3 separate regions of the Homo sapiens genome follow, and regions 1 and 2 are each linked to region 3. Evidence: chromatin contacts called from ENCODE Hi-C or POLR2A ChIA-PET data. All regions are on one chromosome and are shown on one strand. The core of a region is the stretch at or near the end of the contact, and the rest is flanking DNA. Distances in the headings are between cores, read along the strand shown. Region 1 overlaps LOC124900165. Region 2 overlaps STX18 (syntaxin 18). Region 3 holds the start of LINC03091 (long intergenic non-protein coding RNA 3091).

The links. Hi-C counts contacts between places; a loop is a spot of excess contacts on that map. ChIA-PET counts read pairs that join two places held with the same protein, here RNA polymerase II (POLR2A). Pooled maps may share reads with other maps.
Region 1: a loop to region 3 is called in a pooled map, with 2.6 times the contacts of the local background. The contact joins the enhancer-like site here to the promoter of LINC03091 in region 3. A Hi-C loop is called at or near these places in 2 of 50 pooled maps. POLR2A ChIA-PET finds 5 or more read pairs at or near these places in 3 of 52 experiments (HEK293, activated T-cell and naive thymus-derived CD4-positive, alpha-beta T cell).
Region 2: a loop to region 3 is called in a pooled map, with 2.6 times the contacts of the local background. The contact joins the enhancer-like site here to the promoter of LINC03091 in region 3. A Hi-C loop is called at or near these places in 1 of 168 maps with a recorded cell type or tissue (endothelial cell of umbilical vein), 5 of 37 single-sample maps with no recorded cell type and 9 of 50 pooled maps. POLR2A ChIA-PET finds 5 or more read pairs at or near these places in 4 of 52 experiments (CD8-positive, alpha-beta T cell, CD8-positive, alpha-beta memory T cell, OCI-LY7 and 1 more).

What each region holds. Positions count from the first base shown.
Region 1 is chr4:4,693,364-4,697,738 of GRCh38, forward strand. All of the region lies in intron 5 of LOC124900165, which reads left to right. All of the region lies in intron 4 of STX18-AS1 (STX18 antisense RNA 1 (head to head)), which reads left to right. Among named protein-coding and RNA genes, the nearest start is that of SNORD162, 31 kb to the left of the region's middle. Within about 2 kb of position 1,253, at least 2 of the 41 ENCODE cell types and tissues checked have a DNase peak (open chromatin) inside an H3K27ac peak, as active enhancers do.
Region 2 is chr4:4,500,460-4,504,794 of GRCh38, forward strand. The region is part of intron 1 of STX18 (syntaxin 18); the gene reads right to left. Among named protein-coding and RNA genes, the nearest start is that of STX18-IT1, 21 kb to the left of the region's middle. Within about 2 kb of position 2,417, at least 6 of the 41 ENCODE cell types and tissues checked have a DNase peak (open chromatin) inside an H3K27ac peak, as active enhancers do; they include CD8-positive, alpha-beta T cell and endothelial cell of umbilical vein, where a contact is called at or near this core.
Region 3 is chr4:4,574,324-4,578,920 of GRCh38, forward strand. It overlaps LINC03091 (long intergenic non-protein coding RNA 3091), which reads right to left and starts at 1,568. Exons shown (of 5, transcript NR_199719.1): 1 at 1,433-1,568; 2 at 735-888. The region is part of intron 2 of LOC124900165; the gene reads left to right. The region is part of intron 2 of STX18-AS1 (STX18 antisense RNA 1 (head to head)); the gene reads left to right. RefSeq lists a silencer at 1,002-1,361.

The sequences.
Region 1 (4,375 bases), core at 3-2,502, 120 kb after region 3:
TGTGTCAAAAAAAAAAAAAAAAAAGTGCAGTCCAGTGGCAGGAAGAAGTTGAGAATGAGTCAGAGGTGAGGCTTTGAGTGCACATGTGGCCTGGAGCTCCCTCTGCCTCTTTCTTTTGGGGGTTCCCCTTTTGCATGGCACCTGTTGCTCACAGGATGGTATCTAAATTTAAATTCCCTCCAAACAGATCCTGAGACAAGGATTGGTTCAAGCAGTTTATTTGGTGATGATCCAGAAAGCACAGGGAAGGAAAGGAAAGTGAGGCAAGAAGGGAGGGAAAGTCAATCAAGGGGGGAGATGGTCAGGTCTTCAGTCTTCGCTGAGGGCAACCAGGGCTCAGCCCCCTGGGAGCCTCTGCAGGAGGATGTGGAGGTGCAGCTCAGAACTGTCCCATGCAGAGTGAGGAGCATAGCGTGTTTATCCCCCAACTCTTTTCCCTCATTGGTTGAGGGTCACTCCTAGGATGTTCACTTCCTGGCACTTCCGACTTGCTCTGTGTGCCAAGCCAAACAAGCCCCTGCAGCCAGAGAGAGGGGAGCTCATGGCTTGTTTGAGAGTGATCTGCAGTGAGCTCTGGGCCGTGGAATGCTGCGGGCCAGGCATTGATTGCTCCTAAAGGCTGGCCGCCTTCCCTTTGGTGCAACCAGTCTGTGGGAATGCCTACCTACTCAACCTTGATGGTGGGAAGTGAGGGGGGCACACCTCTTCTCCTCGGGTCACTAAATGGCTTCTGGGGTCGTGCCATGGCCAGGAGCAGGAATAGTGCAGGCTGAGAGGAGACTCACCAGCTTTGAGTTGACAGACCTAGATTTAAATTCTGGAATCACCTCTGGAAAGCCTGTTGCAATTTCCTTATTTTTGGAGCCTCGGTTTTCTCCTGTGTGAGGTGGGGCTAGGCCCAGCATCTGCTCTGCAGGCCTGTTGTGAGAATCACAATGGATCCCCATCAGCCCCTGTCCCCTAGTGGTTGTTGATGAATAGCAACAGGGATTGGAGGATTCTGCTGACTCAGTGGCTTCCCCCTGCCAGCCCTGACCTTGGCCTGAGGGCTTCCCCCAGTTCCCAGCTCCTGCTGCCGCTCAGCTCTAACTCTCCTTCCTTCGCGTCTGTTTAAAGTGGGCCTTCCAGGGTAAAAAGTCCATTCTGTGCAGGCTGCAGGAATCACCACGTCTGCTGGACAAGGACATCAATGTCTTTGAAGTGTCCTGGCTGGCAGAATTCCCTGCCGTTTTGCAGCAGCATGGTTCTCTCTTCTCAGCTCATGGAATGACAAGCTTGCAGGAGGCCTCAGTGGCCTTGGCAGCTGGCCAGTGTTTAGACAGTTTCTTGTACTGTTTTAATAAGAGGCATGGTGGAACTGGGCCTTTGCCTCATTACCTCTCCTGTGACTGGGCAGCCTGGCAGCATGGAAGCCCGTCATCTGGAGCTGCGTGCAAAGCTCCCCTCAGCTCCTGAAGAAGCTTTATAGGTGAGGAACCTTCCAGAAAGCACCAGGGCTCTCTGTGCCCTCCCTTTTTTTGTAGGCAGTTTTCTTTTGAATTGCCTTTTTGGGCTTCTGAGCCTCCAGGATGGCTTTGGAAAACATTTGCCCTGGAATGTTATCTCTCACCAACATCCATAAACCATAAACCATAAAAGAGACAGAATGGCCCTCACATGTTATTTTGGAGACTTAGAGAGATTAAGTGACTTTTGCCCAGTTGCACAACCAGTTAGTGACAGAATCAGAGCTAGACCTTAAGTTTGCTGACTTCAAGTCTTCCAGTATCTGGGTTGTGTTAGAGTCCAGGTGAGGGTGAGACTCACCTGAACCCACCTTCCTATCTTTTGAGGATTCATGAGATGAAGACTGACTGAGGCAGCACCACATGTAGCTCAAGCCAGAAACAAAGGTGTTACCTCCCTTCCCTACCCCAGACCCCCAAGCACAGGGCAGGGTCTGTGGGTGGTATAATCTAGTTTCTGTGCTACAAGTTTAGGAAGCAATAAATGACACCAGGGAACTTAAAAAGAGGGAGGAGCATAGTGAAAAGGGCCAGAATCTCTCAGTCTTGGGCCTAATTAACTGTGTGATCTTGAACAAGTCACTTCCCTACTTCAGGCTTCTGGTCACTTGAAGAGGAATGGGTGGATTGAGCTGGCCACCTCCTTGTAGTTCTGGAATTCTGTCCATCCATTCCCTCATCCATCCTTCCATCCATGCATGTATCCATCCATCCATCCATCCATCCATCCATCCATCCACCCTTCCATGTAGGTATCAAGCCATCCATCCATATTTCCATCCATCTACCCATCCATCCATCCATCCATCCATTCATCCATCCACCCACCCACCCATCCATCCATCCATCCATCCACCCACCCATCCATGCATGTATACATGCATCCATCCATCTGCTCATCCATCTCTCCATTCACTCATCTATCCTTCCATCCATCTATCTTTCTATCCATTCACCTACCCATCCGTTAACCCACCTATCCATCCCCTGTGCCATCCCCCAGTGTTTGCATCAGAAAACAGATTAAGAAGCCTATAGCTAGGTCTCCATAGTTGAGGAGCTTACAGTTTTGTCCGAGGTCAGTGGGCCAGGATTCCATCCCAAAGCTGCCTGAACCCTGAAGCCACTAGGCTTCAAGGTACCTTGACCTTTGGACCCTTCCTGCTTCCATGAGCTGTCAGATCATAAACCATTCTTCTGCCCTACTCTGTGTCCCATGCAGGGATCCCACTCCACATGCATTTCCACTTCGCATGCTCATGCCAATCTTGTGACATGGGGCTTTCTCTACCCACTTAAAAGAGGAGAAGACTGAAGCTCTGAGAGACAGAGAGCTTAGTCCAGGGCCTCATTTGTGACATCTGTCCTGTGCTCCCACTGTAATTCTGATGCCTGGTTCAGATCTTGGCTCTGCATCTTGGGAAAGTTACTTCCTTCCCTAAGTCTCTGTTTCCTCAACTGTGAAATGGGATAATAACAGTCCCCATCTCATCAGATTGTTGTGGGCATTATATGGTATAAGGCATGTGAATGGCATATTGTAAACACCCAAATGTTGGTCATCACAATCATTATACATAGTATATGCTTCCAATCAAGGTCAGAGAGGTAGTAGGCAAATTTCAAAGGGAGGACTGACTGCTTCATAATATTTGATGGATGGAGGGTGGAAGGAATGAGGAAGACTTTCTCTCAAGGCCACAGTTAAGGCCAGTGTGTTAGGAGCAGGTCCACAAATGTGCAGCCAGAGGCTCCATCTTGTGCTGTGGGAGGCAGGCACGGGAGCCACAATTAATTTCTTTTACCACCAAGCAGCAGGCATCAAGCCTCATTACCCTGATGAGTCCATGAGCCGGGGGATTTGTGTAATCTTGTTTTCCCTCCAGCCGGCCTCCCGGAACGCCATTGTGCTGGCACTGAAGCCTCAGTGACCCCACCGAATTGCCCGTGCCCGACGGAAGCCTTGCCTCACTAAGCACTGTCTGCTTTCATGAGAGCCCCACAGATCACCCCTCTGTGCTCTGTCTGGTCAGGCATTTCCAACCCCTCTCAGCCTCCTCCATCCTCTACTCCTGGGTCAGGCAAAGTGGGATGAAGCCTTTCCACACCCTGAAATTGCCAAGATATATTCAAGCAAATTGTGAAACTCTCAAAGTTGCACAGGACTGAGAAGAAAAGGGAGACTTGTGTTCCATGAATGTTTCCTTATGCCAGTGACTTGATACCCACTTAATATCCAGAATGTGGAGGCCCCTATCAGAGTGACTTCACAGACTACAGGGGATCACTTGGAATCCCAGAGGATGGAACTGCAAAGGTCATGGAGAGGTTTTGTGTCATGTTGGAGTTGACTCCTGACTCCCTCTCTTCTTGGCTGGGAGACCTTAGACTATTTTCTTGTCTCTGTGAGTCTGTTTTCTCATCTGAAAGCTCTACCTCCCTGAAGGTAAGGAGGAAGAAATGAGACCATAGCTTGTAGGAGGAACTCAAAAAATATTGGTTCTCCTCCTTCTCATTTGTTCATGTGACAACTTGGAACTTACTAAATGCCAGGCCCGGTGACAGCAGTAAACTGGACAGTCACAGATGGCTCTTCCTTTCCCTGTTATCTCATGGGAGTGGTGGACACCAAACAGTGAATTATACAAATCATTTACGAGCCACCAGTGTGAAAAGTGCTACAAGGCAGCATCCACAGGCGGATAAGAGAGCCAACCCAGAGGGCACCAATCTGATGGGGCCTGTCCTGTGGGAGGTCAGATCTATCTATCTATCTATCTATCTATCTATCTATCTATCTATCTATCTATCTATCTATCTAAATATCTATCTATCTGTCTATCTGTCTGTCTGTCTGTCTGTCTGTCTAT
Region 2 (4,335 bases), core at 1,167-3,666, 73 kb before region 3:
TAATCCAGAGAAATAAACAGGAGGATGTCTGTAGGTTATACACAAATACTGCACCTTTTTACCAGCAACCTGAGCATCCACAGAGTTTGGTATCCAGAGGGAGTCCTGAAACCAATCCCCTGAGGATACCAAGGGATGACCATATAGCCCTCATATAAGTTAAACCATATTATATGTAATTCCTGTATTCTACTTACTTTACTCAACACCATGAGTACATGTAATTACAAATTCTTCTAAAAAATTACCTTCAATGGCTACATAACATTTCATTGCTTAAATTTACCATAATTTGGCCAGGCACGGTGGCTCACACCTGTAATCCCAGCACTTTGGGAGGCCAAGGTGGGTGGATCACCTGAGGTCAGGAGTTCAAGACCAGGCTGACCAACATGGTGAAACCCTGTCTCTACTAAAAAATACAAAAATTAGCTGGGCGTGGTGGCGGGCGCCTATACCCTCAGCTACTCGGGAGGCTGAAGCAGGAGAATTGCTAGAACCTAGGAGAAGGAGGTAGCAGTGAGCCGAGATGGCGCCATTGCACTCCAGCTGGGGCCAACAACAGCAAGACTCCATATCAAAAAAAATAAAGTAAAATAAAAAATTTACCATAATGTAACAATTTCTCTGTTGTTGGACACCTAGTTTGTTTCTTCTAATTTTTCACAAGGACAAATTATGCTGTAATGAACATCTTTTTGCTAAACTATACCAGAGTATTTTTGTTCACTGAACCTGTGTCTGATTTTGTCATTCCTTAACATAACAGCTTTAAAAAGGAGTTACAAAGTTAAAAGTTAGGAGCATTTCTAAAATATAGCCACATTTTTGCGACATGGTTCCTCATTCTGTTTGCCTCACAGCACCCCTCCCAGCCTCCTAGGCAGGCAGGCCACACTCCAGGACCATTGCTGCCACCTCTCTCTCACTGTCGGTCAGAATGACTGCATTTTAAAAACAGTAAACAACATGATTATTCTAATGCAATTAAACCCAATTCTTTCACTCGTTAGTGATTATTTTGTGAGGGAAAATCTATATGAGGGAAAATAAGACCTCAGTTTCCTCATCTGGAAAATGAGGGGAGTCACACTACATGACCTCTCAGACTGTTTTGCGTTCTAACATTTTATGATTCTTATCTTTTGCTGTGGAGACACCGAGTGTTTGGGATCACAGGACACTAACAGAATAACAAAATGTAACCTATTCACTTAAAGCTGTTCAGCTGTTATTTAATCTTGCTTCTCTGGAAGCAGATCATGAACAATAACTCGGCAAATTGGAAATACTTAAATACGAATGCCATACTGTTTTATAAAAAGAAAGATAACATTTACTTCTGGTATTTAAATACATAACCCAGTTTTTGATTCTCAATTCAGGCTCCATAAAACCAGATGCCACAGCTGGAAATTCTGATTCAAACTTGTAACTTCACAGAAAACCAGATGCTATATTAAAGATAAGGTTTCCTGGAGAAGTATAGCATTTTAAAAGGCAACTGAAAATCTGTATTAGATTTTCTCAGAAAAACAGAAAGCTCCAGGATACTCCTAAGCATTAAGAACCTGCACATTAATGGAAAGATGAAGCTGCCAATCTGCAGTTAATATGTCTAAACAGCATAGAACATACTCATTTGATGTACACACAAAGACCTCTATTAGGTGTAATATACCTAAAAGTATCTGCCAGATACCTCGAAAGCACTATAGGCAAAAGGGAAACAAATGACAGCACTTTTTTTTAATTTGGTGAAAATTACATTAGTATAAAATGTACCAAAACCACCCTAACATTGTTTTAGTAAAGAATTTGAGTGGAACCTTCTTATTACCTGAAAAACAGTAAAAATTACCTAAAACAATGTAATTGGGAAAACAGAGAAAAAGAATTTAGGGAAATGGGCAGTGTTACTAAGTTAGCAAGAAGCTAGGAGTCAATAAAAACTGTCCTTGTAAAAGAATATTTCTGTTCTTGAAAATTCATGGCATAAAAGACTACTCAAGGATAAAACTTTTCCTTTTATATCTTTTCAAATGAAACTGAAAAGGTTCACAGGTTTGGAGTCAAATTTTACATAAAAAGTTTTTCCCTGTATTCATTATCAGTGAAAAAAAAATATTGAGTTCTTACTGGATGCCTTGAGTTGAGGAAACTGTGTTGAAGAAAAAAAAATACACAGCTCTTTGCCCTGTTGTAGCTCTCAGCAGCAGTCCACACAACGGAGGGATGGGTATCCCTGGAAGTGGAGGCTGAATTGCTAAGGTGTGTGTGCAGCACATGTAATTTCAAGGGAACTGATGTCTAGGTCCCTAACCTTCATCTGTCTTCCTATGCAGATCTGCATGAGAATCTGCCATGACACACACTTCATCGGCTCTACTTTCCCACATGCCCGATGCAATCTCCTCCTACTTCAGAAAACACAGAGTTCTCACCAAACCCAACCCCACTATGCTGCGCTGTCCCGGATATAAAAACCTCAAACAAAACAACGCTCAGAAATCCTGGGGAAGCTGAGAACGTGAATGACTCTAATGACTGGACAACAGAGCCTCTCACAAGTCAAGGGCTCCCAATTTTTTTCCATCCAACAAAATTAATAGAGAATCTAACTGAGTTGTCGTCTGGCAGGTCACTAAAAAAAGTTAATGACAGTTTCGGCATGTAATTCAGAGGAAGTTCCAAGAACTGCGTGGGGTGGCAGTGCCCTAACAAAAGCTCCCTTCTTATCTCCTTGTTTATGTAAATGAGGGTTCTCAGCTCTTAACGTCACTAAGAAATGAAAGTTAAGAATGAAATTGATATTAAACCTTGTCAGATTCTTTAAAAAAGTAATATTCATCTACTTGCACACAACATCAGTAGAAAAAACTAAACCTATGCATCACCTTGAGAGGCTCTTCTGATAAAATAGTGTATTTTTATTGTTGTTGTTTAATCCACACACACTAGTAATAATTACAAAGGTAACTCAACACAGAACTCAACATACAACACTTAGAGACTTTCAGTCTTCACTGGAAATTTTTTTAAAAATTAAATTTCAATTTGCATATCTATTTCTGTCGCACAGAACTATGATAAAATGATCAATAAAAGATTTCTGGGTCACAGGAGCACCAAAATCTCAGAAATCACCACTAAAGAACTTATCCACGTAACCAAAACAACCTGTTCCCCAAAAATTACTGAAATAAAAATTTTAAAAATATTTCCAAGCATAAACCGGGATAGGATATTATGTGGGGAAAGTGAAATGGAAATGTGAGTTCAAGGAGGAAAAGGTTGTAAAATTGATGACTGTAAAGTTTTTTGAGAATGTTTTTTTCAACAAATGATGGTGGATATCAAATATGGTATTCAGATTCCATGAGATATATTTAAAAGAGTGATAAAAACTTCCACTTTAAAATGTCAAGTTTTATAGCACACTGAAAACTATATCCTTTGCAATTATTTAAACTTACGATAAAGAATTATAGATGTCAGATTAATAGATACATATGAGCGGTTACTCAGTTTTTTTCAAAATTCTTTTAGGGGATACATGAATAAAAATGTGTAAAGGTCACTGACTTACACATCTGGTAGGGAGAAAAACACTAAACACGTATTTACAAATAAAATTCTATGAAGCAAAAACATAAGCATACCATGAGAGCTGCCTGAAACAGAGGAACAGCGTTTGTAAAGGCTGTGAGGTGGAGGAGAACATAAAATGTTCAAGGAATCAAGCTGGATCATGCCATGCTTTCTAATCTAGAGTAGAGATTACTTATTTTTTTTTCTAAAGAGATACCTGGAAGGGAGTGTTTTAATCAGGAAAATGATCTATTCAGATTTACTTCTTATGTATTTATTATCTCTCAGAAAAAATCTGTTGCTTATCAGTAAAAACAGGGAATTCATTCATTCATTCATCCATCAAATCTTAACTGAATATCTGTTTTGTGCCAGACTTTATTAGGCACTCAGGATACAGGAGTACACAGACAATAAAGCTCTGATACCTCTCGAAACTTAGCAAGAAGTATTTACTTTCAGAGAAGGAAAAGTGAAGTTAAATGGGAGACTAAGAGAAAATATTTGCAAATTATACACATGACAAAGGACTTGTTGTTCAGAATGTATAAAGTACTCTCAAAGTCAAAACTAAGAAAACAAAAAACTAAATTAAAAATAGGCAAAAGACTTGAACAGACACTTCACTAAAGAAGGCAAGGGGGGCACATGAAAGATGTTTGGCTTCATTAGCTATTAGAGAAATGCTAATTAACAATGATGTATCACTACACACCTATTAAAATAGCTGAAATAAAAAATACT
Region 3 (4,597 bases), core at 318-2,817:
GAGGGACCCAGTGAGAGGTAATTTAGTCATGGGGGCTGTTACCCTCATGCTGTTCTTGTGATAGTGAATGAGTTCTCATTTGACAGTTTTATAAGGGGCTTTTCCCCTCTCTGCTCAGCACTCCTCCTTCCTGCCCCCATGTAAAGAAGAACGCGTTTGCTTTCCCTTCCGCCATGATTGTAAGTTTCCTGAGGCCTCCCCGGCCATGCTAAACTGTGAGTCAATTAAACCTCTTTCCTTTATAAATTACCCAGTCTCAGGTATGTTTTTATTAGCAGCGTGGGAATGGTCTAATACAGTATCCAACCAATCAAGTGCAGCTTCAGAGACCTTGGGCTTTAAGAAAAGGGCTGAAGGCCAGAGAAGATTTCTCAGTGAAGGTGAGTTGAGCAGGGCCTTAGGGGAGGGTAGGTCATTAGGTAGAAAGTTGGGCATTGCAAGGCGAGAAAACAGTGTATGAGCTGCTGTGAAAGACATGGGAAGGGGAGAAGCTCAGGCTGTTTCTCCTCCACCAGAGAATGCCCTCCTCCTTCCTCCCCCTTCCTCCCAACACACACACACACACAACACACACACACACACACACACACACCAGTTTTCTCCCGGAAACTGAGCTAATCCAGCCACGCCCCGACAGACATTTGCAGTGATTTTACACACACACACACACACACACACACACACCAGTTTTCTCCCTGAAATTGAACTAATTCAGCCAGGGCCCCCCTACAAACGTTTGTAGTGATTTTACTCCCAGCGTGGACTCTCCTGCCCGGTCAGCTTCAAGGATTCCTTTGGTCCCAGAAATAGCCAAGGTGGCGGTGAAGGGAGGAGCTGTTTCATTTCCGAAATGAAAAAGTTTAAGATAATTACACAGACGGCTTGAGCCTGCAATGGACAAAAAGTTTCATTATTGGACCCCTTTGGGGAAGGCGCCTCCCATCCCCAAAGGAGCGGGTTAACCGCTCGGCTGGCGCGGCCCCGCCCGGGTCGCCGTCTGAGAGGGACGGTCGCGCCCCCTTTGAAGTGCGGCCGCGCCTAATGAGGGACTCGCTGGGCCTCGGGATCAAGTGTCAGCGCCGCCCCAGACGCCGCAGGGCAGACAAAGGGCGCGGGCCGCCTGGCGGCGCTGGGAGGAGCGTGCGGCCCGCGGCGCTGAGCGGGACAAAGGCGGAGACGGGCGCGCGGCGGGGTCCCACGGGCAGAAGAGCCTGGCCTCCAGCGCCCGGCGCCCGGTTCGCTGCCTCCGGAGCCCCCAAGAGCCTCTCTGAGGGCGGGAGCGGTAGCGCAGGCCACGCCGACGGCGACCACAACGCGCCTGCGCCAAGCCCCGGCCCCAGCGTAACCTCGTGGGTGACAGTGTGACCTGGGTTTTCTCCGATACGCGCGATGTGCCCGCTGAGGGCAATATAGCACCCCCCTCGCACCTCACCCTTAGGCGTGCCAGGCACTCTTCTAAATCCGAGCTTCTATTAACCCATTTCCTGTCCTGCATCACTTTGCAAGGTGGGTGGGGTGAGTAGCCCCATTGTCCAGCTCACTCCATTCTACAGATCAACCCATTGTATAGCTCACCCCACTGTCCAGCTCACCACATTGTACACGTCACTTCATTGTACACATCAGCCATTGTACAGACCACCCCATTGTACAGATCACCTCGTTGTACAGATCACCTCATTGCACAGATCACCCCATTGTACAGATCACCTCATTGTACCGATCGTCCCATTGCACAGATTGTCCCATTGTACACATCACTCCATTGCACAGATCACCCCATTGAACACATCACCTCATTGTACAGATAACCCCTTTGTACAGATCACCTCATTGTACAGCTCGTCCCATTGCACAGATCGCCCCATTGTACACATCACCCCATTGTACACATCACCCCATTGTACAGATCACCCCATTGTATAAACCACCCAATTGTGCAGATCCCATTGTACAGATCACCCCACTGTACAGATCTGTGAAGCGAGGCGCAGAAGGAGTCCCAGATCACAGAGCTAGAAGGGATGCTGCTGGGCAGGGTGGCCTCAGAGTCCCAGACAGATGTTTAAATATTTGACATTTTTGTCGTCTTGTGTGTGTATGTGTTTTTAAAAACCCTTCATTTATTTATTTAAATTTAGAAATATATTTACTTTGATTAAAAATATATTACATTAAAGTATTCTTTATCTTGGTTATTGAGATTTTGGGCGCCCTCTTAAATTTTGGGTCCCAGGCGAGTGAGGCCCTGTCTGGCTTTTATGCCTCTTTACTGCCTGGGTCGAGGCTTTGGATCCTCACAACAAGCTCTCGCAGGCAGGGTTACTGACCCCTTGGATATTTCAGAAGGGGAAAAACTGAAGCTCAAAGATGTGAAGTGACCTGCCCAGGGATGCCCAGCAGGGACTGTGACACCAGCTAGTTAAGGTACCAAGTCAGTACCTTGCAGGCCCTTAGCTACCTTTGTTTTGTGGAGCCTGGCCGTCATCATAGCAAACTTCAAAACACATTACATATGGCCTTTTTATTCCATAATATCTGAAACTATATTTTAAAAATAATTTTGATTTTGCTTTTAGTTGGCTACAAGGCACTAATTTACAGTGGCTGTGATTTCACAGAAATGATTGGGTGTACTGGGAAATTCTTGCAAAGTGAGAAAATTAAATCCTTTTCACATGTAATGAAATTTTTAGGAATAATTAATTTAGCATTTTAATGATGTTGACACGGTGCTACCTTCTGTAGACATTTAATTAGACATTTATTAGTTTTGACTTTGTAGTTTGCTTTCCTCCTGGTGGAGCCAAAAATTACTTTTCCAGGTCTCCAGCATTTTTGTTGGAAATCCCTTCCAGCAGCATGGGGGTCCCAGGCAACTTTCTTAGGGTACCCAACCCCTAGGATGGTCCTGCCCACTTCAGTCCCCCACCTCCTCCCCATGCTAGGGGTGGGGCACCTCCCATCTTTCTAGTGTCCTGGCTTTCATGTGAGCAGGACCTTCTCAGGTCAGGCCCTGCTAAGCTGTAGATTCCCTGGAGTCCAGTGTGATTGTAACCATGTCTCAATCACCAGCCTAACTCTAATAGAAGGAGGGTACTTGTCAGTGCTGAATTGAATTGTGAGTTTCTCATGAGAGGTTGGGGTAGAAGAACATGAGATATTAAGTGTACCAGAAAAAGGATGGGTAGTTCTGGTGTGTTTCAGTCAGCTCTGGCTGCTATAACAAAATACCATAGCCATAGGGTGGCTCAGATAACATTGACTTCTCATAGGTCTGGAGGCTGAAAGTCCAAGAAGTAGGGGCCAGCTGATTCTTGTCTGGTAAGGGCTCCTGTCCTGGCTTGCGGATGGCTGCCTTCTTGCTGTGTTCTCACATAGTGGAGAGAGAGAGGGAACAAGCTCTCTGGTCTCTTCCTATAAAGGCACTAATCCAGTCATGAAGATCCCACCCTCATGACCTCATCTCAACTAAACTATCTCCAAAGGCCCCACCTCCAAATACCAACCTTGGGAGTTAAGGCTTCAACATATGAATATGGAGGGAACACAAACATTCTGTCCATAACATGGTGCTACTACTCATGTTGTGTGTCCCCAGGGAAGTTTCTGCACCTCTCTGTTCCTCAGTTTCCCCTTCTGGAAAATGAAGGTGGATCAGAAAATTTCCTATCTGAAGCTCCTTTCAGTGCCATCATTCTCTCATATGGGTTCATGGAAGAAGCAGTTTGGTTTCATGCAACTGAGCATTAGGGAAAGGTAAAGTTCTAATGGCCTACTTTCGCAAATGGGGTCAAATAGATATTTTCTCCAGTGATAGCCTGTGATTCTCTGTGATTTTTTTTTCTGGGTGCACTCTCCTCACTTTTCCTTGAATCCTTAGCAGACACTGCCATGGTCTTTCTGTGTGTCTCATGCCATTGTGACTTGTGTGACCACCAGGCATTGGGCTTGGCATGTGGCAGGTGCTCATTGCAGGAGGGAACATCTTTTCCAGATGAGGAAACTGAGGCACAGAGAGGTCTGAGTCAATGCAAAAGCAATCTAACTGCTATGATGTTTCTGCACAGCCTTCTCTGGAAGAGGAGAGATTTTATATATCTGCAAATTGCATGGACTTTCTTCTTACCTGTACCCAAACCACAGCTGCATGAGGTCAGTGAGGGACACTGTGTTCCCACTAGAACAGCTTTCAGGGCAGAAGACAGCTTTCCTCCTTACAAAGGAATCTCACATCCAGTCCTCCACAACCTATTTTACCCAAAGGCTTCTGACTAAAGACAGCTGTCTGGGGGCCCAGGAGCCAGGGTGCCAGTTCCAGCCCTGGCACAAGCATTCTTTGTGACTTGGAGCAGGTCCCTTACCCTCTTGGAGCCTTTGTTTCCTCCTCAGGGAACCAGAAGTCTGGACTAGATCAGAGCTTCTCAAATCATCCGAGGATCCTGTTAAAATGTGGAGCCTGATGAGGAGACCTGCTGGGGGCAGACATCCTGCACTTCTAACAAGCTCCCAGAGGATGCAGTTACTTTTGCCCATCTGTGGATTCACTGAGGAGCAAGCAGGACTTCTAAGGTCACCTCTTGCTCTGAAGGGACAG